2 separate regions of the Homo sapiens genome follow, and region 1 is linked to region 2. A link is an interaction called in ENCODE POLR2A ChIA-PET data of the cell type or tissue named here. Cell type or tissue: OCI-LY7. All regions are shown on one strand.

Evidence for each region. Peaks named below come from ENCODE experiments on the same cell type or tissue, not always from the same donor. Only the 100,000 strongest peaks of a DNase experiment are listed, where the experiment ranks them.
Region 1: POLR2A ChIA-PET joins it to region 2 with 5 read pairs; 12 of 35 experiments call an interaction of 5 or more read pairs at or near these places.

The regions. Positions count from the first base shown.
Region 1 is chr19:40,515,895-40,518,394 of GRCh38, forward strand. The region is part of intron 15 of SPTBN4 (spectrin beta, non-erythrocytic 4); the gene reads left to right. Among named protein-coding and RNA genes, the nearest start is that of SPTBN4, 50 kb to the left of the region's middle. In OCI-LY7, no CTCF peak of the experiment used is centred here; no DNase peak of the experiment used is centred here.
Region 2 is chr19:40,460,786-40,463,285 of GRCh38, forward strand. The region is part of intron 1 of BLVRB (biliverdin reductase B); the gene reads right to left. Among named protein-coding and RNA genes, the nearest start is that of BLVRB, 3.7 kb to the right of the region's middle. In OCI-LY7, no CTCF peak of the experiment used is centred here; a DNase peak (open chromatin) is centred at 1,046; H3K4me3 peaks cover 368 bases; H3K27ac peaks cover 1,965 bases.

The DNA of each region.
Region 1 (2,500 bases), 55 kb after region 2:
CACACAAAATATATATATACACACACATATATATACACACATATATACGTATATATACACATATATACGTATATATACACATATATACGTATATATACACATATATACGTATATATACACACATATACGTATATATACACATATATATGTATATATATATACACACTATATATATGTATATATATATACAAAATTTAGCCAAGCATGGTGGTGCACATTTGTAGTCCCAGCTACATGGGAGGCTGAGTTGGGAGGATGCCTTGAGCCCAGGAGGTAGAGATTGCAGTGAGCAGAGATTGTGCCACTGCACTCCAGCCTGGGCAATAGAGCCAGACCTTGTCTCAAAAAAAAAAAAAAAAAAATTCCCAATATCCCAATTTCCATAGTAAAGATCCTAGAATTCAGAACTCTCTCTCTCTCTCTTTTGAGACAGGATCTTGCTCTGTTGCCCAGGTTGGAATACAGTGGCATGATCATGGCTCATTGCAGCCTCCAACACCTAGGCTCAAGCGATCCTCCCACCTCTGCCTCCTGAGGAACTGGGACTACAGGTGCATATCACCATGCCCAGCTAATTAAAAAAAATTTTTTTTGTAGAGACAGGGTCTCACTGTGTTGGCCATGCTGGTCTTACAACTCCTGGGCTCGGCTGGGCGTGGTAGCTCACACCTGTAATCCCAGCACTTTGGGAGGCCAAGGCAGGTGGATCACCTGAGGTCAGGAGTTCGAGACCAGCCTGACCAATATGGTGAAACCCCATCTCTACTAAAAATACAAAAATTATCCGGGCATGGTGGCATGTGCCTGTAGTCCTAGCTACTCAGGAGGCTGAGGCAGAAGAATTGCTTGAACCCGGGAGGCAGAGGCTACAGTGAGCCAAGATCACACCACTGCACTCCAGCCTAGGTGACAGAGCAAGAATCTATACCAAAACAGACAAACAAACAAACAAACAAACAAAAACCTCCTGGCCTCCTCCCACCTTGGCCTTCCAAAGAGCTGGGATTACAGTGTAAGCTACTGCTCCTAGCCCAGAACTCTTTAAGATAAGTAACAAACTAATATCAGTACCTCTGGAATACTACCAGCAATTCTCCCAGTGCAGGTGGGGTTCATAGATGAAGATACAAGTCCAAAAAGGTGAACTCCTTATCCAAGATTACTCAGTCTATAAGTAGGAGTCAAATACAGTTCTGGCTGAATCCTGAGCTGTAGCTGTTTATCTAATATATCCAGTCTTCCTGGTAACACTATGAGGTGGAAACTACCCCACATTAGAGAGGAGAAAACTGGATCTCAGAGAGGCGAAGATGGAGGCCCAAGGTTACACAGCAAGTTAGGGGATCAAACCGGGCTTTGAAGATGGATATGTTTGACTTCAAAGACTGTGCTCTTTTTTTTTTTTTCTTTCTTGAGACAGGGTCTTGCTCTTTCGCCCAGACTGGAGTGCAGTGGTACGATCATGGCTCACTACAGCCTTCACCGCCCCCGACCCGAGCTCAAGAAATCCTCCTGCCTCAGCCTCTTGAGTAGTGGGACTATGGATGCACACCACTGCACCCGGCTAATTTTTGTATTTTTTGTACAGATGGGGTCTCACTCTGTTGCCCAGACTGGTCTCGAACTCCTGGGCTCAAGTGATCTTCTGCCTTGGCCTCCGCAAGTGCTGGAATTACAGGCATGAGCCACTCTGCCCCACCCAAAGACTACGCTCTTGACTCTGTGCTGCAAGATTCCAATATCCAGGGATTTTAAAACCTCTGTAGCCAAGACCATCGCAAAGCATCCAGGCCTAAAAAAATAACTACAATCATAACGATTTACAGCATGTAGAGAGATCTATATGCCAAGTGCTTTAGCCACATGATCTCGTTACACACTCAATGAAGTGGACTTTATTATCCCCATTTTCCAGATGAGGAAACTGAAGATCAGAGAAGGAAATGATTTGCCCAAGGTCACATGGCAAATCTGGCCAGAGCAGAACTTGAACTCGGGTCTGCCTGATTTCAGAGTCCTAATCTCTGTCCTCATGGTGTGTCCATTCTAGAGGGGGCAGAAAGACAGTTAAATACACTAATAAATGGACAAGATATTTAGAGAATCATAATGGCTTTATGCAAGAAACAGGCAGGGCATGGTGGCTCACGCCTGTAATCCTAGCATTTTGGGAGGCCGAGGCAAGCAGATCACTTGAGGTCAGGAGTTTGAGACCAGCCTGGCCAATGTGATGAAACCCCATCTCTATTAAAAATATAAAAACTAGCCGGGTGTGGTGGTGCACGCCTGTAATCCCAGCTACTTGGGAGGCTGAGGCAGGAGAATCCCATGAACCTGGGAGGCGGAGGTTGCAGTGAGCTGAGATCGTGCCACTGCACTCCAGCCTGGGCAACAGAGCAAGACTCTGTCTAAAAAAGAAAACAAAATTTAAAAAACCCAAACTATTGAGGACCCCAAGAGCTTGTTTTAGTGGGTCATATCTATTGCTATTTACTATATT
Region 2 (2,500 bases):
AACACAGGGAAACCCCGCCTCTACTAAAAATACAAAATTAGCCAGGCATGGTGGTGCATGCCTGTAATCCCAGCTACTTGGGAGGCTGAGGCAGAAGAATCGCTTGAACCCAGGAGGTAGAGATTGCAGTCAGCTGAGATTGTGCCATTGCACGCCAGCCTGGGCAACAAGAGCGAAACTCCGTCTCAAACAAAACAAAACAAAACAAAACAAACAACAACAACAACAATAAACATAAAAAACCAAAAAACCCAAAAAGACACAATAAAAAAATTAAAAAAAGAGATGGGGTTTTGCATGTTGGCCAGGCTGGTCTCGAACTCCTGGACTCAAGTAATCTGCCTGGCATGGCCTCCCAAAGTGCTGGGATTACAGGCATGAGCTACCGAGCGTGGCCTATTACACCTTGTAACCATTTTGCAACTTTATCTCCTGGCCTGATCCAGGCCTACGTCTCCTTCCTGGTCCCTTTCCTGGGTCCTCCCTGGGCTCCTGGACCCAGTCCTGCCCTCTCCAATCCATATTCCACACAGCAGCCAGACAGAGTTCTCCACAGTAATATTTAAGTGCCTCTCTGCTCAGTTGCCTCCCGCAAGCCTGAAATGCCCTGTGATAAAACCCATGCTCCTCATGCCAGCCTTCCAGGCCCCTCGGGATCTGGCTTCTCCTCTCCAGGCTCTGCTGAAGCCTCTGCCCTCTTCACCCACAGCACATTTTTTTTTTTTTTTTTCTGAGACGGAGTCTCGCTCTGTTGCCCAGTCTGGAGTGCAGTGGTGCAGTCTCGGCTCACTGCAACCTCCGTCTCATGGGTTCAAGCGATTCTCCTGCCTCAGCCTCCTGAGTAGCTGTGATTACAGGCGCCTGCCACCATGCCTGGCTAATTTTTTTGTATTTTTAGTAGAGATGGGGTTTCACGATGTTAGCCAGGCTGGTCTCGAACTCCTGACTGTGTGATCCACCTGCCTCAGCCCCCCAAAGTGTTGGGATTACAGGCATGAGCCACTGCACCCGGCCCCAACTGCTCTTCTTTCAGTTCCTCAAATGCATGGTGCTGCTTCCTGCCTCCTGGACTTTGCACGTGCTGTGCCCTCTGCCTGGAACACCCTTTACCCTCTTTACCCGGTCCCCCCAGTAACTTGTACTTCCTCTGTCACAGCCCTCTTTATGCTGACCTGCAGCAAACCAAGCACCCTGTGGGTCCAGGGACTGTGTCATGTTTTCTGCCATCTCCCTGAACCTTTGTAAACACAAAAGCACAGGCATTACTGCCCCAGGGACCTTGATCCAAACTCCAGCTCTGCCACTTACCAGCTGAGGAACCTCATGCAACCTCTTCCGTGATTGGACCTCAGCTTCCTCATCTCTGAAGTGAGGATCACAGCACCAGCCTCCCCGTGCTATGTGACCACCTTTCATAGGGGAATGACACAAGATCTGTGCTGCCCTCACACATGGGGGAGCAGCAGGGGCTTGCATGGGCCAATATGGGCATTCTTTTTTTTTTTTTTTTTGAGATGAAGTCTCACTCTCTTGCCCAGGCTGGAGTGCAGTGGCGCAATCTCAGCTCACTGCAACCTCCGCCTCCCAGGTTCAAGCGATTCTCCCACCTCAGCCTCCAGAGTAGCTGGGATTATAGGTGTGCACCACAACACCCGGCGAATTTTTTGTATTTTTAGTAGAGATGGGGTTTCACGGTGTTAGCCAGGGTGGTCTCGATCTCCTGACCTTGTGATCCGCCCACCTTGGCCTCCCAAAGTGCTGGGATTACAGGCGTGAGCCATGGTGCCTGGCCTCTTTTTAAGCTTTTTGAAAATCTCAGCCATTGGCCGGGCGTGGTGGCTCACGCCTGTAATCCCAGCACTTTGGGAGGCTGAGGCGGGCGGATCATGAGGTCAGGAGATGGAGACCATCCTGGTTAACATGGTGAAACCCCATCTTTACTAAAAATACAAAAAAAATTAGCTGGGCATGGTGGCAGGCGCCTGTAGTCCCAGCTACTTGGGAGGCTGAAGCAGGAGAATGGCTGAACTCGGGAGGCGGAGCTTGCAGTGAGCTAAGATTGTGCCACTGCACTCCAGCCTGGGCGGCAGAGTGAGACTCTTGTCTCAAAAAAAAAAAAAAAAAAAAAAAAAAATCAGCCATCAATACAAAAAATTTCATTGCCTAACCTGGTGTACACAAACGCATACATATATAATTAAAATGAGTTTCACAAAACTAATACTTAACATGTGATACATTTTGATACTATGTCATCATTTGTTACCCTATATTGTTGATACACGTTGTGACCATATGTTTCAGATCTCATTGTAACTCACAGTTTGAGAAGCATCAGGTTGCAACAACCCTGCAAGGTAGGTATCATTATCCTGTCCACATTGATGGGGAAACTGAGGCAATTTTAGGCAACCGGGCCAGGATCACACAGCTAGTAGGTAGAGAAGGTTGAATTTTTACCTAAGTAAGTCTGATCCAGAGACTGCAAAATTCAATGCTA